4 separate regions of the Homo sapiens genome follow, and regions 2, 3 and 4 are each linked to region 1. A link is a loop called in an ENCODE intact Hi-C map of the cell type or tissue named here. Cell type or tissue: A673. All regions are shown on one strand. Region 1 overlaps F9 (coagulation factor IX). Region 2 has its middle 45 kb from the start of FGF13-AS1. Region 3 has its middle 140 kb from the start of F9. Region 4 has its middle 63 kb from the start of FGF13-AS1.

The links. Peaks named below come from ENCODE experiments on the same cell type or tissue, not always from the same donor. Only the 100,000 strongest peaks of a DNase experiment are listed, where the experiment ranks them.
Region 2: it touches region 1 in a loop (8-fold over the local background); 8 of 110 quality-filtered maps call a loop at or near these places.
Region 3: a loop joins it to region 1, with 3 times the contacts of the local background. A loop is called at or near these places in 2 of 110 quality-filtered maps.
Region 4: it touches region 1 in a loop (7-fold over the local background); 49 of 110 quality-filtered maps call a loop at or near these places.

What each region holds. Positions count from the first base shown.
Region 1 is chrX:139,554,976-139,562,975 of GRCh38, reverse strand. It overlaps F9 (coagulation factor IX), which reads right to left. Exons shown (of 8, transcript NM_000133.4): 7 at 2,121-2,235; 8 at 1-1,452. The coding sequence ends at 905. Among named protein-coding and RNA genes, the nearest start is that of F9, 28 kb to the right of the region's middle. In A673, CTCF peaks have their summits at 2,914 and 3,117 (motif pointing right); a DNase peak (open chromatin) is centred at 3,135; H3K27ac peaks cover 1,140 bases.
Region 2 is chrX:138,753,338-138,761,337 of GRCh38, reverse strand. It overlaps a transcript of FGF13 not described here. Among named protein-coding and RNA genes, the nearest start is that of FGF13-AS1, 45 kb to the right of the region's middle. RefSeq lists an enhancer at 481-1,010. In A673, a CTCF peak has its summit at 4,889 (motif pointing left); a DNase peak (open chromatin) is centred at 4,887.
Region 3 is chrX:139,389,326-139,397,325 of GRCh38, reverse strand. No RefSeq gene overlaps it. Among named protein-coding and RNA genes, the nearest start is that of F9, 140 kb to the left of the region's middle. In A673, a CTCF peak has its summit at 4,630 (motif pointing left); no DNase peak of the experiment used is centred here.
Region 4 is chrX:138,771,173-138,779,172 of GRCh38, reverse strand. It overlaps a transcript of FGF13 not described here. Among named protein-coding and RNA genes, the nearest start is that of FGF13-AS1, 63 kb to the right of the region's middle. RefSeq lists an enhancer at 160-1,359. In A673, CTCF peaks have their summits at 1,742 (motif pointing left), 3,295 and 3,499 (motif pointing left); DNase peaks (open chromatin) are centred at 3,452, 6,442 and 7,912; H3K27ac peaks cover 522 bases.

The DNA of each region.
Region 1 (8,000 bases):
CAAGCTCTTAGAATGGCTTATTGCTTCCATTATATGTGTGTATGCGTGTGTGTCTACACACACGCATACACACACACTATATATTTATATTGTATATTATATATTTTATATATATATTATATATATAAAATAACTTAACTCTCTGAAAGAAACTTTTCCCCCAAACTTTTCAGGCACCTTACTTCATCCCTATGTTCTGAAAAGCAAGTCTCCACTACGGAAGCAAGTCTGGGTTTGATAGACATGTATAACTGTGTACAGAAGTATAACAGAATGATGCTCCCCATCTCTCCTTTAACGACCATGGAGGGTAAAAGGGAGAGAGGGAGTAAGAAAGAGAAAAACTGATTTGGGGATTGGGATTTGGAAAAGGTAAAAGATTGAGGAATAGGGTAGAGGAAAAGGAGTAGTGTTTTTGATGAGTTTTAGCCTCTCAGCTACTCCTGTGTTCTTTCTTCATGAGTGTGGTACTGGCCTTGTGATAGAGTAGACCAAAGATCCTGTACTGTATACAGAACTAATAAACATTGATGTTTTGGTTGGAGAAGCAAAGAAGATCGGGAAGATGGAATGCTGCTAAGGAGGGAAAATTGAGTGAGTTAGTTGCCATAGTGGAGAACCATAGTATCTGATGGACAGAGTGGAGAATTTAACTTCACAATTTTGTCAAGGGCTGGGCCCTTAGAAATGACTGTAATTTCCTAACACATTATATTCCTCTAGTGGTTCCATTTTCTAATCAATTTGCTCAGGTAAAATATGAAATTCTCCCCTGTAAAGAGAAAAAGCAATGATCATAGAATGTATATATTCAAATCTAACAAAAGATGGGAAAGTGATTAGTTAGTGAGAGGCCCTGTTAATTTTCAATTCCAATGAATTAACCTTGGAAATCCATCTTTCATTAAGTGAGCTTTGTTTTTTCCTTAATCCAGTTGACATACCGGGATACCTTGGTATATATTCCATATTTGCCTTTCATTGCACACTCTTCACCCCAGCTAATAATTCCAGTTAAGAAACTGGTCCCTTCCACTTCAGTAACATGGGGTCCCCCACTATCTCCTTGACATGAATCTCTACCTCCTTCATGGAAGCCAGCACAGAACATGTTGTTATAGATGGTGAACTTTGTAGATCGAAGACATGTGGCTCGGTCAACAAGTGGAACTCTAAGGTACTGAAGAACTAAAGCTGATCTCCCTTTGTGGAAGACTCTTCCCCAGCCACTTACATAGCCAGATCCAAATTTGAGGAAGATGTTCGTGTATTCCTTGTCAGCAATGCAAATAGGTGTAACGTAGCTGTTTAGCACTAAGGGTTCGTCCAGTTCCAGAAGGGCAATGTCATGGTTGTACTTATTAATAGCTGCATTGTAGTTGTGGTGAGGAATAATTCGAATCACATTTCGCTTTTGCTCTGTATGTTCTGTCTCCTCAATATTATGTTCACCTATTAAAAATAAATTTCATTTTAAGTCACAAACAGTATTTCACATACACAGATTTTCTAAGTGACTACTTGGGACCACTGACCTAATTGGCAATGTTAAAGATCTCATTCTTATATTGTGATAATTTTGGTTAAATGTAATGAGAGCCAATGCATATTTTTCAGACCAAAAAGCCATTCAGGACTATCATAGAGATGGTTCTGTTCACTCATGCTGTTATAAGCCTTTCATTGGTGATAATGAATCCACTAGTCATGAATTATCCTAGATTTTCCAAATTTCAAGTATCCTCACCCCTTTTTTGAGCACAAACTCATTTGGCCATTAATTCAAATGTTTGTTTTCTGAGGACCTGCTACAGGTTGTGCCAAGCACCAGAGATAAAAGGATCGGTGACATGACACTGATTTTTGGGAAGGCCTTCTGGTATGGAAATGGCTACATCAAGAACTAATTGTACCTCACTGAAATGAGTGATAATAGGGGTATATCAAAAGAACTATGGATGCTTGGAGGACGGTGCGACGTGGGTTCTGAAATTATGACCCTTCTGCCTTTAGCCCAATTTATTCAACAACAATTTTATTAGACCTTAGTAAAATATGGTGTACCAATCATATTAAAGAGCTAGTGGTGCTGCAGATTATTATTCTTTCTGTGTATTTACCTGCGACAACTGTAATTTTAACACCAGTTTCAACACAGTGGGCAGCAGTTACAATCCATTTTTCATTAACGATAGAGCCTCCACAGAATGCATCAACTTTACCATTCAAAACAACCTGTGAAAACAAAATTAAGACTCTTACTGCATAATACATTTGATCTAGAAAAAAATAAATATGTGTGCTGGTTACAGGAATAGGCAAAATATTGGCTTCTAGGTGCTGGCAGAAATGGAATGTTTCTGGAAATGTGAGCTTTGCAGATGAATTAGTGTTTTTGGTGCATAAACAAAAAAGCCATTTATGTAACTGCATTGAAAGCAACACACAATGAGAGACAGGGAAGCTTAAGCTTAGGCAAATCTGAGGAATGGCTTCTTTTGGTGATTTGAGGTCCTTGGATTTTTTCCCCATGAGTCAGTTTCTCTGATGGCAAAATTTGCTTCATGGGGATACAGCAGATACATTAGGAAACACACTGGCTTGACTCCTTGAGATTAATAGTTATTAGGGTGTTCCCTGTACCTACATGATGAAATTTTTTTTGCTACATGTTACTCAAAAGAGAAAAACTACTGATTTTTCTAGGAGGTCTTTTCAAACCCTTTTCAAACTGGAATATTATGAAGCAAGACCTAAGGCCTCCATAAGGGCTGTGCTTATAGCCATCCAGGCAGTGAGGAATAGCAGGGCTCATTCATTCTTTCCACTCTCTCTTAACCATATTCTACTCCCCTCTGGCTGGATAGTAAGCTGCCTTTGTCCTAAAATATCAACTTAGCTGTGCTTGAATTTTGGGCAAAGTGGACAAAGCAGTGACGCATTGAGCCTGGGTATTATTAGATAAGAGGCAAGTCCATTATCTCAACTGGATATTCGTTGCATAATTACAGTCGACAATGAATATTTTCTCCATCTCAATGTCTAGATCGACTTGGAGGATTTCAGTTCCAGTTGTAAGCAAGTGCCTTGATCCACCTTTATAGGAAGAAAGCTGGGAAGTGTGAACACTAGAGGGCACACTCAACATTTGGTAAATCCTTTTCAGGACCTGACTAGTTCTGAACGACTGCCCTTGTATTAAAGTGCACACAGTCTTAGGCATGAACCCATTCATAAACAAGGGAAACGAGGTAGTCCATCACTTTAAGTGGATATCAGATGGTCCTTGGGGCATGTTCTTTTTGTCCTGAATTTAATTTACTGAACACCTACTATGTCCTAGACACTGAAGCACTAGCCTCCTACCTGGAGACCTACAAAGCTGACTCATTAAAGGGCTCTGACTTCCTTTTTCATACTCTGGCTCTCCCTCTCTTTTTTTTTTTTGACGGAGTCTTGCCCTGTCACCAGGCTGGAGAGCAGTGGTGAGATCTTGGCTCACTGCAACCTCCGCCTCCCAGGTTCAAGCAATTCTCCTGGGACTACAGGCGCATGCCACCATGCCCAGTTAATTTTTGTATTTTTAGTAGAGATGGGGTTTCACCATGTTGGCCAGGATGGTCTCGATCTCTCAACCTCGTGATCCGCCCGCCTTGGCCTCCCAAAGTGCTGGGATTACAGGCGTGAGCCACTGCACCCGGCCATTTCCCTCTTTTTCTAGCTGTTGCTTTTAATTCTGAAATGTTGTAAAAATACAGAAAAAACTACATAATATAATAAACACCAGTGTGCATACAACCCAGTCTTAACAATTTTCCTAAATTTTTGAACATTTATTGAGTGTTTACTTTGGGCTAATCATTGTGGTGTTTTAAAGACATTTAATACAACATAATATCCTTATGACATGATATTAATATATTTATTTATAGATGCATGAGCTAAAGTTTAGAGGTAAACATTAACTCCCCTGAGATCAGTTGGTAAAGCTAGGAAGCAAACTCAAGTCTGCCCGGCTCCAGAATTTGTGCTCCTAAGCACCCAAATTCGGTCCAGGCATGGTCTGTGGACCAATTGCAGTAGAATCATCTGGGGATCCTTATAAAATGCAGATCTGGGGGCTAATCGAAGCTTAATTTATCAGAATATTTGGTGGGTGGGACTGGGTAAAAGGAAGCTCTCCAGAATATTCTTTACATAATTAAGTTTGAGACCTGTTATATATCTACTGAATCAGAATTTCCAAGACTTGATAATCTTTATGTTTTAAAAGTCCTCACTCCGGGCAGGAATGGCTACATACTTTGTGGGGCTCAGTGAGAAATAAAAATGTGGGGCCCCTTGTTCAAAAGCTAGGAAGAAAAGTGCCATGGAAGATACTAAAATACAAAACTTTTGCTTTCCTCTGTAGTCTCTTTTGCAACCCATCTTGTTACATTTTTAAAATTTGCCATTTAATATTTTGCTCCTTCTAGCATGGGGATATTTGCTGGGGCAGTGCAGACCCTCAAAGGTGCCCAGGAAGTGCACCCTACAATTTAACACCCACATGTCCTTAGGATCCCCTGCCTGCCAGCCACAGGACACTGGGCCCCAGCAGGGGATGATGTGTCAATCTTCCCTTGTCACTGGCCTACTGTGGCAATCAAGGTGGAGAGGTGATTCCCAAGGGACTGCAACTTTCATGCCAGGATGTGTTCCATGCCTGAAATAGAGGTGGACAAGGGGTGTGCCCCCACCATTCACCCTCCAAATGTGCTGTGGCGCATTCTTGGTCCAGAGATGCCACATGGCCAAGCCCCCTTCCAAGATAGCATAGGGCACGTGCACCTGACCAACCTTAACTCTCCCTGCTCCTATGCCCATGTCCCCGCTGGGGGAGGGGAGTGGCAATGGTAGCTAGGTAGGGATGAGGAGGGAGAGCATGTCTGGGCACCATGGGGTGGCAGTGCTCATTGGGCAGGTGTTTGGAGGGAGAGCCAGGGCTGGCTAAGGCACCAGGTGGTAGGGGAGTGGGAGGTCGAGAAACCACCCCGGAAGGTGGTGAGAAGTGAAATGGGGCTGCAGGGATTCAAGTCCCTAGGTAGCACATGCTCTGGCTGTCTCATCAGACTTCAGTTACAAAACAAAAATGCAAAGCAGTAAACCTCAGATGCACGACCTGTCTCAGTGCAAAGCCCTGCGTAAGTACGCCGGTCATAAGACCATGTGTCTGGCTGTAACTCCAATTGATTGTCAGCATCAATAAAACTTGGCCAACACTGTTATATACTGGTATTGATAGTTACAACTGAACATATTTGTTTAAGCAATTGGAATTAAGAATTCACATGCAATGATATCACGGTCCTTCTCCTCTGGTTAGTGTATTGGGGGGAAATTGGACATCTCTCAGCTCAGTAGGCTAGTTAGGCCAGGATGGATGACATCCACAGCCCCTGGGCAGAGAGATTATGATGTAGCTAGTCTGACTCCTGACAAAGACTTGCTTCCTGGAGCTTCTACTACTTTCTGGTGGATGGCTAAGAAATATGGTTGTGTTCTTTTAAGTCTGAAGAGCATTATTTTTGCCAACCCCTGACCAAACATCCTTGCCAAGGAAAAGGCCTAAAATATATTTGCATTTAAAGATATTACAAACTACTTGGTTTTGGAATGTTTGGCCGTTCAGGATCATAGCTATCAAAATATTAGCTATTTGGGGTATGAGATGTCTGCTCGGTCAAGGACAAGTTCTTAAAGACATCATGTTGGGGAATAATGGGGAAAATGGGAAGGCATATGCTCTGAGTAAGACATCTGAGTTATAATCTGTCAAACATTTTTGTTAGTCATAGTCTAATGGGAGCCTGTTTTCCCTCTTTCAGACTCACACATACACAAAAACCAACAACACACATGCTTCTACAAAATATACATTCACATCTGAATTTATGCTCTTCATTGACAATGCCAGCCCAGAACAACAGCTCTTACCCTTTGGTTTTCTTCCTAACCTTTAACTCCAACGTAACCGTTACCTGCGATTTCAGTAAAACCATTATTCTCCCTACTTACCCACCCAAGTTGTACAATAAAGAGTGTTTGCTCTCACTCATATACAAAGCAAATTCATTTGTTTGTGATGTACAGCTTGCTATGCCCACAGATGTGGTTTGCCTAGTCCTTTGCTCTAGGTCATTTGACTGGGAACAGATGGGATGCTCACTTTGGTTTTTAATGGTTAACTAGTCATTGAAATGCATTTCATCAAATAATCTTAGAGGATAATTGTTTAAATGTCTGTCCAGACTAGCTTTGTAGAGCCAGGTGCGATTACACATGTCACGTTCTTATTTCTCTTAATTGAATTTTTATCATCTGAGATAGGAATAATAGAGGGCTTTTTCAAGTGAAGATATTACTATAGTCTTAAGACCTTAGTGTAACATCCTGGCCCCTAAGGAAAAACAAGTTCTGGTTCATACATATAATAACTTTGCATGTTATCTGCCACTGAGATGTGTCCTAATCGAACAGAAAGGATTGAATCTCTGTAGCTAGCTGTACAGGGCAAGAGCTGTACAGGGTACCTTTAAAGATAGCTTCAGGCCAAAGCTGAGGAAAGTGGATGGAGACTGGGGAAAATGCTAAGACATTTTAAAGATTTTCTTTAGGTCAAAAATAGAATAAGAAATAGACCATTTCCCTGGACATTTTCTGTAGGTTAATACGGTTAACTATCGGTAAATGCATATGCTACAACTTAATATAAGCATAAGGAAAGCTTAATCACTTGGCTTCCATTGTATTCTTTTTTTTTAATCTAATAGAATGATCTTCAAATTGTTAAATGTAGAATAAATACGCCACACACCGAACTGAGGCCTATGGTAAAACAGAAAATGGAAAAACCAGGTACTTCACATAAAGGGCCAAATAGTTCTTCGGAAATGTGGGAGGAATTTTTGGGGCCAGTTTGCGCATGCTTAGAATTGTCAGCTGGCAGGGTCATGGGCATGGGATCCAAACCAAATTAAAGCTTTAGAAAGCCAAAATGCGGTGTTGCTTCTTTAAATCTGTCGGTTTTGAGCTGTTGATGAAAGCTATCTAGTAATACAGGCGTTGCAGTTTCCCTTTTTTCACTAATATTCAAAGGTTTTCATTTCTTCCCTACGTGGCGGTATGCAATTCAAGACTTGTTTTAGTTTACTACACCTCTAGACATATACTAACTCTAAGAAAAACTCATTTCTGTTCCTGTGTAGTGCATTTAACCCTCTAGCTTCCTCTTTCTACTCCTGAAGTATTTCTTCAGAGACCCTGCTTCCTTTCCCGAGTTCTCAAGGAGCTCTGAGCCCATCGCTGGGCATCTGGAGGGAAACTGAAGTACCTCCTTCCATTGGCCTCACGCCGTTCCTGTCCGGAACCTTCTAACCTTGCGCGACTTTAGAAGCTGGCCCGGCCCGCCAGTGCCTTTGGCTTTAGGAGGTAGCAAACAGGATGGGGCCGGCAGCGCCGTTCCGGAACCATAGGGGGCTCCTGGGAAGCTACCATCGCGAACAAGGCGCGGCTGCGTTGGCCCTTGGCTCCAGCCTGGCAAGCTGAGGTGAAAGCCCTGGAATAAGGTAAGAAATGAGCGTGACCGCAGACGGGATACGTGCTAGGTGAACATGGCTCTGTAGGGTCTCAAAGCTGGACAGGATCCCAGCAGTCCCTTAGCCTGCTCTGATCTCTGGCCAGGTGAACAAATGCCCTCTCCCTGAATGGGGCTATCTAGCCGCTGCTGTCCCCAGTGACAGAACAGCTCTTTAAGTCAACAATTCCGACAAACATTTGTTCAATCAACATTTGCTCCCAATGCTGCCCAACCTGCGTAACCAACCCAGTGGTTGTTGGTTGGAAAGGGCTTTCTTAATGGAGGTCAGAATCGTCTTGCCTGCTTGCAACTTTCACCCTTAAGTCCACAAAGAAGTTGTCTTCCCCTTTCCCTTGTGGCTCTTGCAAACAGCTCACCTACA
Region 2 (8,000 bases), 800 kb after region 1:
AGAGTAAAAAATTGTGTCTGTGACCTTTGTGAAATTCATCAGTAATCATTAACAAGATCTGAATGGCAAGCAAGAGAAAGAGCAGGCAGCATTGTAGAGAATATTAAATCTCAAGAACCATAAAAAAGTATCGTCAAAGGCCTTTTAAGTTGACTTGAATTAAACCCCTGAAGTTCTTTCAGGCACATTTAACATGGTGATTCTGCTGAGATCAGGGCCGGAGAGGAACATAAATCTACATGATATGACAGTATCTACATCCAGTATCTACATCCATGTAAATCTACATCCAGTATGACAGTATTGGATTTTGATCCAGTACCTGATGTAATGCAATTTGTGACCAGACACATGTTCTTAGAAGCTGGGAGAAAGTTTAGCTTTCATTTTGACCTGTCCTTACTTGATTGTTCCAGGTTTGTTTTTTTGTTTGTTTTCACTTGTAGCTTTCTAGGCACCTCTTATGGTGAGATGTTAGAGAACCTAGGTTAACAGTTTAGATATGGATTCTAATCTGGCTCTGTGTTGACCCAGTGACCTGTCAATAAAGTCCTCATGGTACATTATGGTACAAGAGGAAAGAAAGCTGGAGGACTTGACAGTAAGCTCACATTGAAGTGGAATCCTGGCTATGCCTCTTACTAGCCACATGACCTTGGACAAAGTAGTTAAACTTGCTGAGCTTCACAGGGTTTTGTGGATAAGGAGGAGTGGTATGGACAAAGGCAAGCCTGCTAGCCCTCAGTCTTCTAACTTGCAACTAATTGTCTGTAAATGTTTTCCTTTGTTTTGGCCAGATTCCCCACAACACCCTCCCCTGCCCACCTTGGTGGGTTCCAGAATCTCTCTTCTCTAACTTTGTAAAGTGGGGCTAACACCGAGGCAGGCTTGTGTCAGCTTTGTGGTCCTTTTTCCCTAGGAATGAACACTGGAACTCAAACGAAGGGGAAGAGGGTTAATGGAAAGAAACTGCTTTTTAAGCACTTGCAAAGGGATTTTATTCCTTGCTTTCTCTTTGGTCCAAGTATGCACACACAGGTACATGCACACATAGACATTCAAACCACACAGTGGTGCCTTTCCACTTATTCTGTTTAGGATGACTGCAAAGAATTGTTGAAAGATGGTAAATATGTGTTAGGTGCACGACAATATAAATAACATCGATCTGGGTTAACGGTGCATTGTTTAGGAACTCTGGCACAAACATCTTTGAGCTTAATAATGGTTGCTAAAGGTGACAGGAGTTCAGAAAGCAGAGGACTCCTTTCATTGTAACAATCATCTCCCCACTTACCCCCACTACATCCTCATACACCCCAACAAGGCATGCATAGCATCCAGCAGAGTTCCAGGCATATAGCAAGGGTTTATTAAAGGCTGTTTTCATTCATAAAATCACTGGTGCTAATCGTTAGGTATAGAGAAGAGGTGAAATATAGGATCTTGACCTTCACTATTAACAGTAACAATTGCCATTTACAGAAGGCCTATGATGTGTCAGCTGCTTTACTGCTCTAGCCTCACAACAAGCCTACACAGCTCCAAGTTACAGATGAGGAGCTAAAGTTAAGAGAGGTGATGTAATTGTCGAAAGTCACATGACTTCTAAGTGGCAGAGTGGATTTAGGTCTCTTGGATTCCACAGCCCATACCCCTTCCACTTTTCCAATGCTGCACTTGAGAAGTAGGCCAGTTGGGACAATGCAGTGGCCAGACTTCAGCTACAGAGTAAGGCAGGCGGGACTGCACTGAGAAGGTTAAAGATTACTGCATCTCCCCTGGAAACCAGGGCCTGAGAACAGCAAGCTGATCTTTTGTAGCTGCTCCACATATTTTCTTTCTCCTCAGCCAGCATTAGAACTTCATTCTTCCCTTGTTTGCTTGTTCAGAGAAACAGGTGATGAGAAAAGCACACTTGAGGTGTCTGGAGAGCAATGCCCTGCTTTGCTTACTATAAATAGCTCCCTCTCAGCCAGTTGCCATAAATGGCATTTTACAGGGGAGGCAACCAGTTTGAAATAAGCCCTAAGGAGATGTCGGGGCATCAATATTCGCTTGGTGTATGCAGTGTTCCCAATCTATTGCAGAAGGTTAGGAGTGTTGAGTTCTTGAAGCAAAAGTGGTTTTGTCAGATACGTGATGCCATCCCAAGCCCTTGGTCAGGGAATCTGCAATTACCCAGAAATCTGCTTTTTTAATTTATGAACCAAAAGCCAGCAATGACTCAGACCAACCTGCAATGGAAACCAAATGTGGACTATGTGCAGTAAATATTTTTACGCTCTCAGCTTCCACTCATTACTTTTTGCTACCCTGTTGGCCTTAAGGAGTTGTCGTTCAAGGAAAGGACCTGCCTGCTGTTCCGGCAAACCTGGAATGTGAGCACTTTTGTATTAAAATGTGTGCAGACCATCCTAAAATGATTAAAAGGAGGAGCATGAATTTATTCACATGAGTCGCTTTCATTATTTTCCATTAGTAAATAGCCAAATAATTGATTGTGGAGCTGTTATTTAATTAGCATAAATGAAATGACTGTTATATGGAATAGAATGTATATATTGATTTTGGCTGTGTCCTTTAACAAGGATAAATTTTCTTACTTCTGACAGTTTTTGTAATCAAAACTCTTTTTTTGCTGAAAAGCAAAAAGAGCTGGGGGACCAGAAAGCTTCAGGGTAGGCTGCAGGAGCCAAGCAGTTTAAGGAGGGGACACATGGTATGCCAAGGGCCTTGCATTTCCTGTGTGAGAGGAGCCAGATTGGACTCATCTCAACCACTAGCTAGTGGTCACTGAGAAGAGAGGGTCGAAGATCCAGAGCAGAGATGAGTGGAGAGCTGCAATGCCAAGCATGAGGACCTAGGAACTTGCTGTGTTTTTCTTGTCAGTTTCAGTGGTCCGGTTGCTGAGGTCTTGGCTGTTGATTGCTCTAGCTGGGATGTGTCTGGAAAAGACCATGCATAGAAATGTACGGTCCTTGCTTTGAGAAGGTAACATTCTGGGACTAAAACCTGGGTGCAAGGGAAGTGCACTGAGCATCAGGAGACATGCTGTGTGAACACATGACAGGTCCTTTTCTCTTCCCCAGAGTACATTCCCCCGGTATGTACATTGAGGGAGGAGGAGAGGACTAGGTTCCCTGAGCTCAGATGGGAGGAAGAAGTGTAGTAGTAGGGACATTTAGGGATCACTCTGGCTTCCCCTGCATTTGTTTCTCCCCTTCCAACTTGACTTTGAGGAGCAGACACAGCTTCCTTATTCCCGCCTAGTAAAAGTTAACTTGCCACAGATTTAGAGCTGAATTTCAGTACTGCATGTGCTAGTTCAGCACAGTGACTAACAGTACAGTCCCTGAAGTACAATTGACCTGAGTTCAATTCCTACCCTTACTACTTTTTTGATGTGCAGCTCTGGGCAACTCAATTATCCTTGATTTTCGTTTTGTCAGACATGGATGTAATAATACTACCAATTCACAGGGTTGCTAAAGGAACTGAAGTAGATCATCCATGTAAAGCAGCTGTCACAGAATCTGGTGTATAGTAGGTTCTCAGTAAACTTTCCTCATTTTCTATTCCTTTCTGCCTTCCTGATGGTCCCACATCTCCTTGCCTGTCCCTCATTGTAGCACTCAGTATATTGTCTTCCTTATTCGTCTAAACAATTCAAGGTCAGAGATCCTGTGTTGGGCATTTTTTGGTGTCTTCCTTCCTGTGCTCCGTTGCCATGTCTCATATACTGCCAGCTCACTATTGGTTCACACACATTTCTAGGCACAGAAAAAAAAATTCACAGAGAAAAAAAATTCACAGAGCAGCTAGCTCTTCCTTCAGGCCTTTGACTGACATTTTAAGGATGGCAGAAAACACAGCAAAATAGTTGTTTTTAGAGTTTCTTGGAAATTCACAGAGGTTCCATGCTGGATTTGAATTCACCTCTAAATGTCTATTCAGCACCAAGTTCAGAAAATTGCAAGCCACTTGGGAGAATATGCCAAGTGGCATGCAGAAAATTGCATGCCACTTGGAATTCAGCGACATACACTATAGGTGATGCTCAAAGGGTGGGGAGGTGGGAAAGGGGTGAGGTTGGCAGGGAAAACCCTGAGGCAGTAGTGATCAATGCACATGATATGTAATGTGACCAAGAGTCAAACCAGGATGCTAGGTATGTTCCTCAGGCAGCATGGGATTAGGTACCAAGCCAGTAAATGGCATACTAGGTGCACAGACAGGGTTGTTTCTCATCGCACCCATCCCCTGCCTCTGTGTACCTTTTGCTCAACTCCTTCGATGTGGCTCCAGTATAGGTCCCTTGTCACTATGCACCATTACACTTCAGGAAAAGAAGCCTTACTGCAGCTTGTGGTGCCCAAGGAAGGCTTCACAGATAACAGAGGTATAATTCAGCTTGGAAGTAGGTAAAGGACTGGAATTAGATCAAGAGAAAGAAGGAGGGTGTTCCAGATGGAGTATATAGTGGACATCACCTGGAGCCAGAAATATGGATGGCATGTTGGGGAAGGAGGATTAGGAGGAGGGACAGAACTGTGAGTTCAACAGGATGACTGGAGTGGGAAATTTACACCCCAGACTGACAATGTAATGTACAATTGTCCCCCAGGCAGCCTGGTATTCCTGAAGGCTGCGGTCTGACAAAGGGCTGGGGTAGGGGAATTGCAATTAGCTAAGAGCAAATGGTTATTTCTAAAAGCATTTCTAGGGCTCCCCATTTCAGTTAGAAACATATGGCACTGGCAAGGGTCCTTGCTTTATTTGGGCCCGTTGCTTAGCCTTCCCTGGCCACAAATTGCTATGGAAAAAAGCAGAAAGGCAGCTGTCCTGCCTGAAGGAGCAATCATTAGCTAATGCTGCCATCTCCAGGAGCCTGCCTGCTAATAGCCAGCACACAGCAGTCCTGCTTCAAACTGGCTGCCCAGGCAGACTCCTCCCACCCCCACCGCAGTTCCCAGTGACTAGTTTGGCTTCTCCAGCCTGAAATTTGACTGGACAGCTGGAGAGAGGGAGAAACTGCCCAGGGCTTCTGGAATCCTTGACTGCCAGCTGCCTTCTCTTTTCTCTGGTTTGACAGGAATTGTAGCAAAGGTTTTCATCTGGAGGATGAGAAACTCCTTTTGTTAGTTTGCTAGAGCTGCCATAACAAAATACGGGGTGACTTAAACAACACTAACTTATTTTCTCACAGTTCTGGAGGCTAGAAGTCCAAGTTCAAGGTTTGGTTTCTTCTGAGGCCTCTCTCCTTGGCTTACAGATGGACACCTTTTCCTTGTGTTCTCAGACAGACGTTTCTTTGTGCATGCATCCCTGGTGTCTCTTTGTATGTCCTAATATCTTCTTCTTATAAGGACACCAATCAGATTGAAGTAGAGCCCATCCTAACAGCCTCATTTTAACTTAATCACCTCTATAAAGACCTTATCTCCAAATATAGTCACATTGTGAGGTATTGGGGGTATTTCAACCTATGAATTTTGTGAGGACACAATTCAATCCATAACACACTGCATACAGTTATCAGAGAGCCCTGATTCTTTTCCTCTCTGAACCTTTGTCTCCCCATCATTACAATAATGGGTTAGAGCAAGAAGCTTGGAGTTCTTGTCAAACAACAAGTTTTGCAGAAAAGAAATGCAAGTTTGTGATGACTTGCTAATGAATGGTGTTTCACAGTTCAGGGTGATTTCTTATTCTGAGAATAAACTAATGTAATTTCATTATAGAGTTTGAACTTGCTATATATTTTCATGTATTTGTTATTTAATAACCATGTTTATTGCCTTATGCAGGCCACATACTAGGCTAAATGTGAGAAAGAAAAAGCTGAATGCATTAGATCATATTTTTGAATTAGTTCTTATTATAAGTTTAGACATGTATTCCACAAGAAATTGTTGGACCTTGAAGTGTAAAAATCAAAACCAATATTGAGTTTATAACCATTCCTCTAACTATTAACAATTGGTTTGTAAGTATAGACTTTGATTAACTTAATTCCCTATAGAGAATTCTCTGGTTGGTTTATTGATTGATTGATTCCTGAATTCCAATAGTATTTTTAATATCCACAATGTGCAAGGCATGGAGTTAGGTGCTAGGGATATGGTGGTGAGTGAAACCAGGAAGATTACTGCCCTCATAAAACTTACTGTCTAGATTGAATCTGAGGCTACTTGTTTATTTCATGAAATGTGATGAGTGTATAGTAAAAGATATGTTGGAGGCTTCTAAGATCACCCCCAGGTTTGATGATTCACTCTGGAACTTGTTGGGCTCAGCACATAGTCATGCTCCTGGCTAAGATTTATTACAGCAATAGGACACACAGCAAAATTAACAAAGGGGAAAGGTGCATGGAGAGAAGTCTGGAGGAAACTACACACAGACTTCCAAGAGTCCGCTCCCAGTGCAATCACACAGGACGTGCTTATTTTCCCCAGCAACAAGTATGACAGCACACATGAAATATTGTCTACCAGAGAAGCTCATTAGAGAATCAGTGCCTACGGTTTTTGCTGGGGACTGATCACATAGGCATCTTCTGCCTGGGATGTACCAAAATTCTAGATGCCCAGAAGGGAAACAGGTAGGGGTTTGGCATAAACCACATTGTTTGTGCAAAACTATTTAAACATAGTGAGGCACTTTTACCATTTAGCAAGTTTTGTATCAGTGTAAAGAACTTTTGCCAGCCAAGTTCCCAGACACCAGCCAAGGGCCAAATGTTGAAGCAGTCCTTTCTAAGGACAGAAGTCTCAGGTCCTGAGACTGGTGAAGTAATGTGAGTGGGGCTAGTATTCTGGAAATTAAGATTCCCAATGGCAGCAGCAAAAGATGCAAAAGCCTAGTGGGAGAGAGAGCCTGACTTACTCATGAAGCTGAAAGTAGTTTGGTATGCCCAAGAGAAGGTGAGGGAGTCAAGGTAATCAAATGGACACTCTTTGTGATACTCATATCCATTTATTTTTTCAAAAAATGTGCATTGGGTGTTATATAAGGAACTGAGGACATAACAGGGAATCAAACAAATATTCATGTCCTTATGGAGCCTCCATTTTAGTGCACTTTATATGCATACACTGAATTATGTCACATCCATTTTACTGGAAATTCTCCAGTCTCGAGCAAAACATCAACATTTACATATATTTCGCACACTCCTTGATAAGAAGAAACACAAGAAGATGCCTTCTACTCAAAATTCCAGTTAAGACTGTGTATTAGTAACCTGTGTGTATTAAATGCTGATAAAGTTGATTCTACTTGGAAACTATTTGTTACCACTATGATCAGAGGCCTTGGCATTTTGTCAGTTGTGAGTCCCATGATCAGAAACCCATTTATGTGCTGGTAGTGTGATTTTTTTGTTGTTGTTGATAACCATAATGAAGAACAACCTGTTAGCTATTTAGAGAGCAGTAAGACACAACCAGTTCAGTAAAGAGATCAATCAGCTTTATTCAAACAAAAGAGCATCATTAGAAGCCTAGCATCAGATCAATTTTGATTAAGTCAACAAGAATGCTGCCATTTAGTAGACTAGAACTATTCTTGTTAACTGTCAAGTGTAGTCAGCCAGGACACATCTCAATCCTGTCTCCATATTATACCACTGAGAGTTCCTCTTGGCTTAACTTGAGGCATTTCATAAAAGAAACATCTACTTTCACAGAGTTCAGTCTTACACTCAGAAATTTACCAGATTTGGCCACAAAACTGAAGAGGTTGGGAAGGTTACAGCATTTATACACTCATCTCATGAATCTTATAGATTGACATTGTTTATTTTCAACTGAATTAGTCTCTTTCAGAACTCCAGTACACTGATAAGGTAGAAAGTTGATTAATCAGATCTATCCTGATGTCTGTACGCTAAAAATCCAAAGTGTAGCTCATAGCCATGAAAATGGGAAACCACTTTTGGAACTGTTACTTTGTTTCTACCAGTACAATAAATTTCTATATATTTGCTACGTTTT
Region 3 (8,000 bases), 170 kb after region 1:
GGTCGGGGAGGGGGTGTTACTACTACTGGGGATGGGGAAGCTGCTTCTTCCGGCAAAAAAAAGTTTCATCAGAGTTTACAAACTCAGCATCCCCAGCTTCATCAGAGTCCTCCCAGACATCCCCATTCCAAGTTGCATGGTCCCATTCTTTTCCAATCAATGCCCTCACTTTAACAGTAGGCACCTGGCAAGGCTGTGCATGCACCTTTCGTTGCAGGTCAGCCACTCGCATGATAAGAGCTTGTGTCTGCTTTTCCACAACTTCAGTGCTTTCTCTACAGGAGATAAGACTCTCACTCAGGGCAATCTTAGCAGATGTGAGGCTCAGTATCTGCTTCTAAAGCCGGGAGATAAAATCCCTGAGTTCATCATTTTCTTTCATCATGTTGTCCACTGAACACATGTGGTCAAAGGTATTATGAAAAGAGTCAGTAAACTCCTTGCCTCTCATGAGCGATGAATCAGGAGTGTCAAATGCATTTATTTTGCATAACTCTCTAAACAGTTCACACCAAGGACTATCAGTATTTTCCATACTATGAGAAGTAGAGTCCTTTGCATTTTGGGGTATAATCATATTAAGCAACCAACTCCAGAAACCCTAAAACCATCCTTAATATTCTGTTCGTCTAGAACCACTCCTGGTACCAAAATCTGTATTAGTCAGAGTTCTTAGAGAGACAGAACTAATGGAATATATATATGTGTGTATATATATATATAAAGTATTAACTCACATGATCACAGGGTCCCACAATAGGCTGTCTGCAAGTTGAGAAACAAGGAGAACCAGTCTGAGCTCCAACACTGAAGAATTTGGAGTCTGATGTTCAAGGGCAGGAAGCAACCAGCATGGGAGAAAGATGTAGGCTGGGAAGCTAGGCCAATCTCCCTTTTCACATTTTTCTACTTGCTTATATTCTAGCTGTGCTGGCAGCTGATTAGATTTTGCCCACCCAGATTAAGGGTAGGTCTGCCTTTCCCAGCCCGTTAACTCAAATGTTAATCTCCTTTGGCAACACTCTCACAGACACACCCAGGATCAATACTTTGTATCCTTCAATCCAATCAAGTTGGCACTCAGTATTAACCATCACAGCTCCTTAATAGCAGGGGCTATGTGTTTTTGGCTCTCTGTATCCACAGGTTCTAGCACAGTGCCAGGCACAGGATAGGAGCTCAGTACATGAGCAAAGGAGGCACAGCTGCACTGGAGCATTTGTATGCAGAGCACTTCCCTCAGCTGGCTGGGGAACAATCAGGAAATGAGATGGATGATTTAGGCCTTGAGTTGCTTATGATCTAGTTAGGGAGATGAAAAGCAGAAAGCAATCATGCACACACACACAACAACAACAACAAAACAACAACAACAACAAAGACAAGAACAAAAAGAACAGTTGACAGTTGTCAAGTATGAAAATTAACAGAAATCAGCAAGGAGGGCTTAATAAAGGTTGCAGTTATTGTTATCTTCATTTAGTAGATGTCAAAACAAGACTCATAAAGGTGATGAAAGCCATAGATTTATGCCCATAATTCATTCAGACATGCCAGGAAATTTCAGTCAATTTGATTTGCTGGGGCCCATCTCCCAATTCCTGTGATTGACTAGGGCCCAAAGACTTGGGAAGCATTATTACTGGAAAAATCATAGTAATGAAACTTGCTGAAGATTAATGACTATATCTTACAGCTGCATCTGGTTCCATGACATCTGTGCCCATCGACTCAGAAAGCAGTGCCACATTCTCTTGAGTAATTGTAGCCAAAGTTATGGAGGCTGGCAGCTATGGCCCCTGTAGCAGGCACTGGAGGTGGGAAAATAGAGTAGGGAGGTGTGGGGGAGGAATATGCTTTTAACAAGGACCATAGACAAGGGGATTAGAGAGGCCTCTTTACAAATGGATGGCAGAACATTGTAGGCTATTGGTTATGAGCTAGGGCATTGGAACCACACTGTTTTCTTCAAATTCTGGCTCTGCTTAGGAACCACGATGAACTTGTTAATTCTGGCTGTGGCATGTTAATCAACCCTTTTATGACTTTGCTGTTTCATCCATAAAGTGGAACTAATAACAGTGCCTACCTCATCAGATTTTTATGAGTGTTAAATGAAATAATATATGCAAAATGCTTGGCATATAGCCAGTGCTTAACAAACATTTGCTATTACTATATCCTACCAGTATTTTCCACACTGTGGTTGCAACCCATTAATAGATGATGATAAATATGTAGTCATGACCTGGATATTTTATTAATGAGACAGCAATGAATAAAAAAATGTGAATGCATTGAATGTTGGAGATGGAAATATTGTTTTTGAAACTTGTTCCATGTGTTTGTGTGTGCATGTATATATAATATATACATATGTATACACATAAATGCTCACATACATATACACATACACAGATGAGTACACATGAAAACATGCATACTTACACATGAAAATATGTAGATCCATTTATACAAGCAAACACAAACCTATAAATATACACACATTCACAGCATATACACATATATATACTTGCACACATATTCACAGGTATGCAAACACACATACACAAGGAAACATGCATACAAACTTACAAATACATTTAAATACATGTATACCTATGCACACACACATATACACATGCACATATGCATATGTAAACATGCAATGCACTAACATAAAATACACACATATACAAATACATATACAAATACACACATATTAACATATACATACATACATACGTATACACATATACATACGTACATGCCAAAATATACATACGTATATATGTATATACAAACACACACACAACAAACATGCATACACAGATGCATAGGCATACATTGGCATACACACATGCACATACGTATGCCAACATACAGACACAAATGCATGTTCACACATGCTGATGCACGTGCTCGTATAAACACATATACATATACACATATATACACATACACAGATACAGGCACATGCCTATACATATACCTACACAATATACATACATACTCATATACATATGTACAAACACATAAACATACATACCTACACACATTCATACACATATGCAAACACACACACACACACACACACACACACACACACACACACACATTCACATCATTGTTCTGTTTTGCATGAGAACCAGGCTCTACATTTCAGATGTGCCCATGCCTCTGATCTATGTTCAAACTAGATCAGTCCTCAAACCCACAGCATACCTAATGGTGAAACACATCTTATCACACCAGGAGAATTTTAAAATCATTATTGGAAGATTTCATTTCTGCTTTTAAACAATTTATATTCATATTATCTATCAAAGTGAAGATCTGAAAAGAGCTTTGCTTTGAATTCATTTCCAGCCTTACTTTTGAATCTTTATAAGAAGAAACACAAAGCATCAGAAACTGTTGCTCTTCATCCAGGAAAGGATAATTTTTGGAGTTACTGAGCTTGGCCATTTGCCACTCAGTAAAGAGTGGGTGACATCAACAGTTCATGCTTAAATTCTCAGCTTCCAAGAGATGCTGGAATTGGCTCACATCATCAAAGCCTGGCTCCATGGGACTGACAAGTGCTGCCGGGAATTGTTTCATCTGACCTATTTTGGAATGGCTGATCCCTAACTAGAATTCAAGGAGAAAGGGAAGGGGAATTTGTATGAATTAAACCTATCACAAAAACATACATGTAGAGAAGTCCCAAAGTTTTCCTTTTTACTGACCTGCTGCAGAGGAGCATATTGACCTGGGAAACCACGTGTTGAAGATGATGGAACCATCGGTAGAAGGAGCCTGGGTCCCTAATTCTCCATTTAGAAGACAGCTGTCTGCCTAACAGGAGCATCCATGTGGGCTTCTAATGAGTGAGAAGTAAACTATTGTGTTTGAGCCAGTTGTATATATTGGATCTTTTTGTCCTGGAAGTTATCCTACCCTAACTAACACAAGTGTCTTATGTGAGATGCATCTTTCTGGATTTATAATTTGGATTTCAAAGTAATGTGAAGCTATTTAAAACCCTCTCTACTGATTTTGGCCATTAGTACTTGTGCTCTGTAAGTAGGCTGCAGATTTTTAATAAAGGAGAAAAACAGCTAAATTAATATTGACTTTGAGATAATTTAGACAGTGCCAAACATATAAAGATTATTTTGTTTAATAAACAATTATATAGCACTTATTCTGCTAGGCACTGTCATAACTTCTTTATATATATTAATTCATTTGATTTTCTCAACAACCCTGTGAGGTAGGCTCTACTATTACTTTCACTTTACATTAGGAGGAAACTGAGGCACAGTGATGTTAAATAATTTGCCCAGTGTCACACAGCTGATAAATGGCAGAGTTGGGAAGAAAACTCAGGCAATTTGTCTCCAGAAACCATGCTCTTATCCACCATACTATGTTGCCTCCCATTAGCGGATTAACTAGGGTTTCTGCCCTACTCTTGGTGAAGAGCAGATCTGATTCCTTCCATCAACCTTAAAATAGACAGTGGTTTTTCAAGAAATATTCAGGACCACAGTTTTGCTTCAGCAGAAGACAGCCTCCAATCCCTGAACTCTTTCTGAGTTACAAAGTAGAGGACTGCCACCTACTGCCTCCATGATACCAGTCTGAGTGTTCCGTGGAGGTTGCATGTGTGTGTGCACATGGAAGGAGGCAGTCAGCCCCACAGAGCTGCTTTGCTTGTCATAACTAATAGGATCACAGCACACAGTGGTATGATTGCAAATAGAAAGACTGTTCGATTGAAACAAATCTGTTTCTTACTTCATGCCAAGACCTACAGTGGGTAAATTTGCATTCAAATTGGCCCTGGTGCATGGATCACAGTTTCTTCTGTAACAAACACCTGGCCATAGCCAGATTTCATTAGTCCATGGTCCTAGTCTATAAATGTTCAGTAGGGCACAAGTGGCCCCAGGGCTATGAGTTGTAGGAGTCTCCCATGTCTGTGGGTGAGAGGAGGGGAGAGAGGTAAATATCCCACTCCAACAATCATCTCTTGTCTTCACTGAAACTGATCGAGGTCAGGTCATTAACTCTCATACACCTGCTTCCTTACTCCCTGCCTAGAAGAGCCTATGGGAATTCTGTAACTCTTTTCTCTTTCACTTTGAATTCCTAAGGGTTGAACTCGTCACTACTCCCAATAATTCTCCCCCTCATCTTTGTCTCTATCACTTCTTTAAAAATCTCAAGAACACAATGTTTCTACATGTTTATGTCTCTAGATATAAAACCACAGGAACCTAGAATACCAAAGCTGAAAGGGCCCCTAGAGATGATCTAACCCCTTCATCATATAAATGAGGAAACTGAGGCTTGGGAAAGGGTAATTTATTGTAAGGTTGTTACCTGGAAGTGGAAGTGAGTAAAACCGCTACTGAGCTTTGACTTGTGTCCCATGATCTGTTAAGTGTTCTTAGCTGCTAAGAAAAGTTTGAAACCCAGTGCTAAAAAGCAGAAAAAATAATAGGTACTTTGAGTTCCCTATTCCAGGTCAGCCATTGTAACATGATATATGCTTACATGCTCAACTTTTGAGGCAACTAAGGATTCATTGCCACAGTTATATTATTTTATTTAATTCTCAATGCAGTCTTCCAAGGTAGGTTTCACTATCTTATTTTAAAGACGAGTAAACTGAGGCACAGGTATATTAAATAACTTGTCCAGGGTCACATGGCAAGTAGTTGCAGACTCAGGATTCACACCTAGCTTTGTCTAGCTTCATAGTTCATATGTTAAACACTAAGCTATGTGGAGACTGCTTGGCCACAATATAAGACTCTCAGAAGATCCCAGAAGATGCCTAGATTTGCTTCTTCACCAGTCTGATTGTTGTTTGTCCATTTTTGTGGGGAGACTCAGTAGGTGGCATCTAAGAACTATCCTTTGACTGGCAACCAGGCCTTACCATGGACCCCATGAAGTAGCAGGAGGAGTTTGGCTCTCATCTCCACGGCACTCTGGGTTTCACAGCCTATTGCCCCCTAGTAATTTATCATTTCCCCAGGTGAAAATTGAGCCATTTTCCCCCCAGTCAACTGATTCTACTCTTGCTAATTATGTTGTGGACCAAATCACCCTTTTGTTCAAATGAATGAAAGTGAAACCAACATTCATCTGGCTATGTCATACCCCTGGAGAAAAGTGAGCAGGCATGTTTATCAGTAGTATAGTAAAATAATCTTTAACTTGATTAAATAATCTCTGAACTGGTTCCAAGAAGACTTTCAGCTGTACAAGTATATGATTCTGCAGGTGAAGATTGGGAACTCTACACATTTTTGCCAATTGCTACAAAATTTTCAAGCCCAACCTCAAGAATTTTATAGTCATGAAGTCTTTTCTTGATTCACTGCAAGGAAGAAGTAAATGGCAAAGAAAATTTAGTATTCATTGCCCTACATTCAGAAAAACACAACTGGTTTTAAATATTATGAATCTTATTTTTGGAAGCCCTCAAACTCTTGCTCACTCTGAGTTTAGAAGACTGATCTAAATAAATAAATAAATAGCAATGGTTTCTGTTTAAATTAGGTCTTTCTCAGTTTCCATGGCATTCAATCTGTTAGCATCAATATTCTCACTGGGAACTGTGCTCACCCTTCAGGATGACAACGTTTGGTTTAAGGTTTACAGGACATATCATAGCTCGGTGGATTTATTGTACTGAAGGAAAAAGAGATTTGTGGAAACCTATAGGGTATGCGTCTTCCGGGTGTCAATGTTTAGTTCTAGTCTTCACATGACTCTGTGGATAAATGGGATTTGAGAGAATTACAGATGATATATTTACAGTAACTGCTTGGTCTCAAGCTACATGGTTCTATATCAGTCACTGCAGGAAACACTCCTAAGCTAACTCTAAAAAAAAAAAAATGATACCCAAGGGAAACCATTCCAAAGCAGACAATGTGGAAACGGCCAGGGTTTGGTCAACGTGAAAATCTTCATTTGGCATTTCAAGATGCTTAACTGCAAGAGTTAGGAGAATCTTTCTATGTATTAGTGGGTCCACACTAAATTTATTTCCACAAGCAAACAGACGGACAGACAAGAAAAGAAACAGTTCCTTTGTAAGCTTTCCTTAGAATGGGAAAAAATATTATTTGACTGATGTGTGCAGTTTCAAAACACTAACAGAAAGGCAGGTGTAGATTTATTAAAATATATATGACTGTGTGAAGTAAGAGAACTTATAATAAATTTAGCAGGTAGAAAGGTCTTTGTTCTTCTCTAGATATATCCCTTAAAATATTCCATTTACAGATGCAAGTCCCACATTTTAGTAATGACTCTTGACTCTCAAAGTTTATTTTACTTATTTATTTTTAACTATTTTACTCATAATATTATCTGAAGTTTTTATATAATTATTTTTAGGAGCTCAATAAATATTTATTGCAGAAATATGGGACCCAAAAACATAAGATCATATGTTTTCAGACTAAACAACTGAGTCTACAGCAATAACAGTAATAATTGTTGCCTACACATGATTCTAGAAAAGCCAGGAGCCAAGTTTGTTGAACTAGAAATCTTCAGATTCTCTTATTAATTTCCATAGAATTATTTTTTGTATGTCAGAGTTTTTATTACTTTGATTTCCTGTGTTGTAGATACATTTTGTTGTGTATATTTGAGGTTTACAACATGATGTTATGAGATACGTATAGATTGTAAAATGGTTACTATCTCAAAGTTTATTCATAGTGTTTTTTTCCTCAGGTAAGGTCTTCTCTTAAATCTTATATCTTTAGTTTCTTTTTTAAGTTTTCTGCTTTTTAGATAGGTCCTGATCCTCAGCTTTGTTATCTTTAAAAGGAAAAAACTGCATTGGAACACAGATTCTTAATCTGGGCTCGATGGACAGGTTTTATGGAGGGGACTGTAAAGCCCAGGAACTATGCAAAATTGCATGTATATGTGTATGTAAATACTTACATGTAGTGTGCTAAGGATAGAGCCTATGGCTT
Region 4 (8,000 bases), 780 kb after region 1:
GGTGATGTACAGATGGGTTTTTGGTGTGGATGTCCTTTCTGTTTGTTAGTTTTCCTTCTAACAGACAGGAACCTCAGCTGCAGGTCTGTTGGAGTACCCTGCAGTGTGAGGTGTCAGTGTGCCCCTGCTGGGGGTGCCTCCCAGTTAGGCTGCTCTGGGGTCAGGAGTCAGGGACCCACTTGAGGAGGCAGTCTGCCTGTTCTCAGATCTCCAGCTCGTGCTGGAAGAACCACTACTCTCTTCAAAGCTGTCAGACAGGGACATTTAAGTCTGCAGAGGTTACTGCTGTCTTTTTGTTTGTCTGTGCCCTGCCCCCAGAGGTGGAGCCTACAGAGGCAGGCAGGCCTCCTTGAGCTGTGGTGGGCTCCACCCAGTTCGAGCTTCCGGGCTGCTTTGTTTACCTAATCAAGCCTGGGCAATGGCGGGCGCCCCTCCCCCAGCCTGGCTGCCGCCTTGCTGTTTGATCTCAGAGTGTTGTGCTAGCAATCAGCGAGACTCCGTGGGCCTAGCACCCTCCGAGCCAGGTGCGGGATATATTCTCCCGGTGTGCCGTTTTTTAAGCCTGTCGGAAAAGCGCAGTGTTAGCGTGGGAGAGACCCGATTTTCCAGGTGCGGTCTGTCACCCCTTTCTTTGACTAGGAAAGGGAACTCCCTGACCCCTTGAGCTTCCTGAGGGAGGCAATACCTCGCCCTGCTTCGGCTCGCGCACGGTGTGCTGCACCCACTGTCCTGCACCCACTTTCTGGCACTCCCTAGTGAGATGAACCCGGTACCTCAGATGGAAGTGCAGAAATCACCTGTCTTCTGCCTCCCTCATGCTGGGAGCTGTAGACCGGAGCTGTTCCTATTCGGCCATCTTGTCTCCACTTTGGATGTAAGCCATTTTAACTGGGATGTGGTAATATCTCATTATAGTGTTGATTAGCATTTCTCTGATAATTATGTTAAGCACCTTTTCATATATCTGTGCCATTTGTATGTTTTCTTTTGAGAAATACCACTGTCTGGCACTCCCTAGTGAGATGAACCCGGTACCTCAGATGGAAATGCAGAAATCACCTGTCTTCTGCGTCGCTCAGGCTGGGAGCTGTAGACCGGAGCTGTTCCTATTCGGCCATCTTGGCTCCTACCCCCACCTTTTCAATAAGTTATTGCTGTTTAAACATTTTTATGATAGCTGCTTTAAAATCCTTATCAATCAGGTAATGCTAACATCTAAGTCATCTCAATGTTATTATGAACTGAGTATCTTTTTTTTTTTCATTTATGTTTTGCGTTTCCTGGATCTTGGTATGACAGGTGATATTTTTGTTTGTGTCCTGGACATTTTGGCTAATATATTGGGAGACTATGGATCCTATCTAAATCTTGTATTTTTAGCAAGAAGTCACTCCATTGAGATTTGGCGTCAAGGTTCTGGCCTACTTTGTGAGTTGAGGCTACAATGGCAGTTTAATATTTTTAGAGCTTTCGCGGTGCTATTTTGGTCGGCATGGTTTATCTGGTGCCTTGGGAACTCCCACTGGTCCTTGCTTGTGCTGCCTGAGGGAGCAGACAGGGTTTTCCCAGGCCCACAGAAATAAAGAACCTTCCTTGGTAGGCCACTTGTCGTGGCTGGGCCTTTCCCATCATTTCCACCCACCTGCTCCAGCATCCTCTGGCAGAAGAAGGGATTCTTGGGTCCTTTTTTCTCCTTTGTTGGGACAAAAATGCTTCACGTACAGGGCACCCTCTTGTGGTAGAAATCCCCTGGTTGCTGTTTCCTGGATACCTGATGTCTCTCAAAATGGGAGAGAGTGTCAGGTCCGTAGAAACAAAAAACCTTTTTGGACAAGGTCTGCTTGTTGGGGCAGGATACCCATTGCCAGTACTGCCTGGCTGCCTGGTGTTTCACAGTAAGGGAAGAGAGTCCTGGGCTGTCAGGGAAGGAGAGTGCTTCCCCTGGCTACTTATTATTAGTAGGGCTCCCAATCATGTCCCCTTGCTGCCATTCCCAGGTTCACCTGATATTGTGAGAGGAATTACCATTTGATCCAGTAAAGAAGCAAGCCTACCTGGGCTGCCATCTGCTGTTCTGTCAGGGATCAGGAAATGCTGGGTCTGTGTCACCTTGTTCTGTTGGATAGGGGGAGGATCATAAGACACCCTGCTACTGTGCTATTTATCCAATACTGGGATCCTAAACCAGTTAGCCAGCCTTTTACCACCTTACAGAGTTTTCCTCTAGTTGTTGCTTGCATTATTCCCAGGGTTCATATTTGTATTAATACTTTGGGCAGAGGAGCAGGGAGAAATACATCTACACCATCTTGTCTGGACCAGACATCTGATTGTAGTTTAAAGGCCTAAAATGGGAAGCAAAGAGAGGGAGAGGAGAGTCAACAGAGCGAGGTCCCAAAAAGTGCTTAGAGAAAAGAACTCAGAACACAGATGAGGATATAAGTATTAGCAAAGGACAGAGAGGAAAGAAGATGCATATTCAGATAGGTTTATAGGTTTGGTAGCAGGAATTTGAGGACATTCTTAGCCGATGAATCTACTTACTTTCCTGTGAAACAGAGAGGCAACATAAGAGCCCAAACTCGATGTTTTACATTTTTGGTTATGAACCCCAGTTGCACTTCTTACCAGTTGTGAGGCCTTTGGCATATCACTTAAATCCCTGTGTGCCTCAGTTTCCCACAAAATGGAAATTAAAACAGCATATATCCTCATAGGACCGTTATGATGGTTAATTGAAGTGAGTTAATATTTGAAAATGCATTTAATATGGTATAAGTGTTTGTTATGTAGGCAAAAATATCTCGTAAGGTTCTTACGAGATATTAAATAAGATAAGCTCTACAATGTGTGCAGCAAACTGCCTGGTATATAACATTCAGTGTTACTATGATTTTCAAAAGTATTCTTTGCAGGCTTAGGATATTTTCTTGAAGTAAAATCATAGGTCACAATTTGCCAATCCCATGTTTTTGTCAGAGAGGGTCTAGGTGACAGTGGGCACAAATACATAATATCAGTCTTGGTAGAAATAGTAGGGATGGGGAAGCTGCATATGAGGAACTCCAAGATGCAGTTGGAGCATCTATTTCCCTGGGAAGCTTTAGGCAAGTGCCCAAGGCCCACTGAGCTTCTCCAGCCTTAGCATACATTTTGCTATGTTGTATGCAGCTTTCTGCCCTCCTTTTCTTGAAGTCTGAGTGCTCCTCCAGGGTAGAGACCGGCAATAGGAAAAGGTTTCAACTCCCTCACATCACAACATATCTCCATGCTATAATATACACCCTCTCCCAAAGTAACATTTGAAAGTCCCTGAGAAAGCCAAATGGACTCAAGTGTCTGGAATATGTTAATATGGGCAGTCAGCTGCATAAATTGCAAAACAGAAGTCATGCTTCTATGTATTCTGTGACAGCAGAAAAATCGTAGGATCTTCTATCACGATGGGAAAGGAATACAAAGAAGAATTAGTGCCATCTTGTGGAGTGATATATCATTACCACTTAAGAGTCGCCAGTGAGAACTGGGTTATATTTTTTTAGTATCTCCCGAGTCCTGGTCTGCAAGAAATGCTTGAAAATTACTTGCAGAATTAAATGAATAAATGAGAGACGAGATAAGAATTGGATGGAGACTTTGTTAATTTAAACATCACCTTGATAAAATGTTTGACGCACTGTCCATTGCGATTTGGAGACCTTTAAAAATGGTGTTGTAGACACCCCAAGTCATTATTATGTACCTACCATAAAGGAAAATGAAGAATAAAATATTTGCATTAAGAAATCAAGAACTATGAACTTTTTCTTGTCCTGGCCTTATCAGTAGTAGGTGAGTAAACTTTCTAATGGTATTTTTCTCTTCCTGATTATCAATGTGCTGCAAATTAATAAATCATTCAAAGAACACGAAGAGCTGGGGCACAGTGACTCATGCCTGTAATCCCAGCACTTTGGGAGGAGAAAAAGGGTGGATCACTTGAGGTCAGAAGTTCAAGACCAGCCTGGCCAACATGGCAAAACTCCATCTCTATAAAAAATACAAAAATAAGCCAGCGTGATGGCGCATGCCTGAAATCCCAGCTACTTGGGAGGCTGAGGCACAAGAATCACTTGAACCTTGGAGGTGGAGGTTGCAGTGAGCCAAGATTGCACCACTGCACCCCAGCCTGGGTGGCAGAGCAAGACCCTGTCTCAAATAAATAAATAAACATTTTAAAAATAAGAAAAACAAAGAGCATGAAGAATATGGGTAGCTTCGGAGCAGGTGGGTGTTGTCCATATTCTATTAAGTTTAATGAAAATAAATTGCTGACAATCAACTATTTTGACCTATAACAATGTCAGTTTCTTATGGATTGGCCTAATATTTTAAATCAGTTCACTTAATTTATTCTGGGTATATGATAGGTCAGGATATTGTAGTAGGCCCTAGATGATACAGGGACAAATAATACATGGGCCTTGCCTTTAGGAATCTTACCATTTGGTGTGGAAGTGGGCACTTAGATACCATGCCTTCTATTTTAATAATTTCTGTTAAGTGCCAACAGTGTGGAGTTAAGCCAAATTTTGTGGAGGTGCTATGAGAGGTCTAGGAAAGCATAATGGTTTGGAATGGTGGGTAAGAGCAAGGACTCTGGCACCAAACTCTCTCAGTTTGAATGTTAATTTCACTACTTACTAGATGGGTGACTTTGGCCAAAGTGCTATGCTTTTCTATTCCTCAGTTTCCTCATATATCAAGTGAGATCACATACTGCCCACCTCATATGATTGAAGCAAGGGTTAAGTGAGTTCCAAAGTACTTGGAATAATTCCTCATGCATAGCAAGTTGTGTATAAGTTTTAGCTGTCTTCGTCACCATCATCAGTCATCATCATCATCATCATTACCATCATCACCTCTATTCCTGCAGAAGTATTAGAGTTGTGTTTTGTAAGCTGAGTTAAATTTCATTATTCGTTTTTTCTTTTGAAAACGTTGCCAATAATTTATTTATTGAGTTCCTATTTTTCCCAGTTCCTGTGAAGAATGGGTAGGAATACCCTTACCTACTTTTTTCTACTAGATCATCATTTTTGTAAATCTGGGCCTGAGGCAAGAGCTTTACAGGCAAAAGCATGGGACAATGAAAGGACAGAGGACAGTAAGACTGTTGTCATTGGAATGAATGGCTCATGGGGGCTTGTATCAAGTTATGGAGAAGATAAGCCAAGACTTAGATTATTTGTATCTATTCACGTGTATATTTGTGAAGGCAAAACCTGTTCTCGGTTGGCTTTAACAAAATCAGCTGAAATAGCTGGACAGAAGCTACATAAGGTAAGGGCAAAGGCATGCTGCATTGCTGGCATATAGTACCTTAGGCCTATTCTGTGGATACTTGGTTGATGCTGAATGCTCTTTGTCCCCAAGTTGTAAAATCACCCCTCCTTGAAAATTATTCTCTAATAAATTTTTTAATCATAAATTAATTTTGTGCCATGGCAAAGGTATTGACAGCTAAGAAGTAAAACTGTAAAATTAACTGCTATGGACTAAGAACGGCTAAAATTTCACTTTGTTTTTAATGCCTTAACCACCTGACAACATATTGTAGCATGACTTTATGAAACATGGATAACATTCATCATTTGAGTCTGGAGATCCAAATTCAGTATTTCAGAGTGGGATCATGATGGGCTGTAGTCATGAGTGTTTACTATGTTGTAAAAACGTCCAAGTGGGAATAATGACATGTTTGCACTCCCTGTGACTTGATCACTGAAATCTGGAAAGCTCATCAACTTCACCCATTGTCAAGTCCACCTTTGCTCCTTTGTCCTCTGAGGACCCAGTGAGATCAGCATTTTTCTGGAAGGGCTGCAAGTGACCCCACTGGAAGGAGCAGCACTGTGCATCAGGATGGATTCCCAGGCACACTATACATTGTGGGGTCACAGGCCATATGGGTGGACTAACTGATTTCATGGCTGTATTTGAATTGACTTCCCTCCTGGAATCCTGATGCCTCTTTTAATTTTATGTGGCAACTATCATTTGCTTTTGCTGATCATTCATTCAATCACCTCTATCATTTCTCAATGAGGGCATTTTTAAATATATTATTTATATATTTTTATTTTTTTTTTTTTACTAAATATAGACCAGCCATCAACTTGAACTTAAAAACTGACACACCAGTTAGTTCGGTCAATAGTGCAGAAATATTCTTCTATGCTACTATGATTTGAGCCCACTATAGATACTTTTATAGCTAGTTATGCCAGCAAGACTCAATGAATGATACTTGTCCAGATTGCTATCAGGAGCTAATCATATGAAAGGTAACACCAGCTTTATGTAGGATCTGTTTATACTTAGGGTACTTCCTGGATTTTGACGGTTTTCAAAGCTAATGGCCTATTAAATAGGTCCCAGAGGTAAAAGAAAAAGTGGCTTGGCCTAAACCATGGTGAATCATCTTATGGTAGAGTTCAGGTTTCTAATTCATAATCTTGTTAGCAGAACGTGCCTTTGAATGGAAAGTAACGTACAACCTCTGCCAATCTTTGCAACTCACTAACAAAACTCAGCAAAGTTTGCCCAATGCCAATGTTTAAAAAAATGGATGAAAACAGCATGGATTGAAGAACTCACATACAAAATATATAAGGAATGAAGACAAATGGCATCAAAATTGTATCTGGGTAAAACATTTGCTGTTGAGTGTGCCATAATTTGAGAGCACAAACACAGCCTTGAGGGTAAAGTTCAAGGTACGGGTGTCCCCTTTTCTAAGGGGACATAACACATAAGCACATAACAGTCCTCCTGTTATGTGCTAAAAGAAAGGAAGCTCATATTAGATTGCTCCAGATGTAGAAATCATAACAACAATAAAGATGATAATATTAACAAGTCTAATTTCTGGAACATTTAGCCTAATGTTTAGGCATGTTTACATGCCTAATATGCATTATCACGTTTAATTCTTGCTTTTTTTCCAGTTGAAATCTTATTTTATTTTTTACATTCAGTATATTAATTTTAAAATAAATTTTGTGCATATTTAAGGTATACGACATGGTGATGGATATGTTCATTTGTCCCACTATAGAGATGATTTTACTATATATATATATATATATATATATATATATATATATATACACATATGTATCTTAATATTTGCTTTTATGAAATCCTTGTATATAAATATTTTTATTCTCCTCAATGTAATATTTTAAAAACTTCATTTTAAAGAAAAAATAAATTTATATGCTCTCTTAAAGCAGAGAGAACAAAACCTAACAAATCAACAGCAAAAATGAAGGCACTCTTTTTCACTTCAAATGGATTTGTTATCACAGTCTGTACAGAATTTAGCAGTGACACCTTGGTGTTCTAAATCCTTCTAAACTGAGTTTCCTCCTTTTTTTTCTGCAAGAAGAGCTTCTTTATCTTCCAGAATCATGACTGTATTCTTTTCCTTGTATACTCTATCTTGCAGTCAGGGAATGACCGGAGAGCGTTCTCATGTGTCTCTATTAATTACTACCCCAAATATACCTTTTTCTGGAGGGGAAGTACCAGGAAAATCTTCCCTGTTTAGCTGTTGCAGGGGTATCACATGTTGGGTTTTCAGATGTAGCAAACAAAAATAGAGGCCAGCCAGTTAAATTTGACTTCAGAGAAACAACAACAAAACAATTTTAGTATAAGTTGATCCCAAATATTGCATGGGACAGACTTGTACTAAAAAATGTATCATTTATCTGAAATTCAAATTTAAATTGGCACCCTATATTTCATCTGGCAAACCTATATACTAATTATAATTTCCAGATTACATAATTGAGTTACAGCAGTAAGACCAATTTTAACTTGTTTCATCATAGTGGGAATCCTGCCGAATTGTCTTCACTTCCTTAGAAACAAATGAGTAGCAGATGTCTGATTTGGTGAATGGGTTATCAGCTGAGTACAACCAACTTACATAATAATTTAAGCAGGAG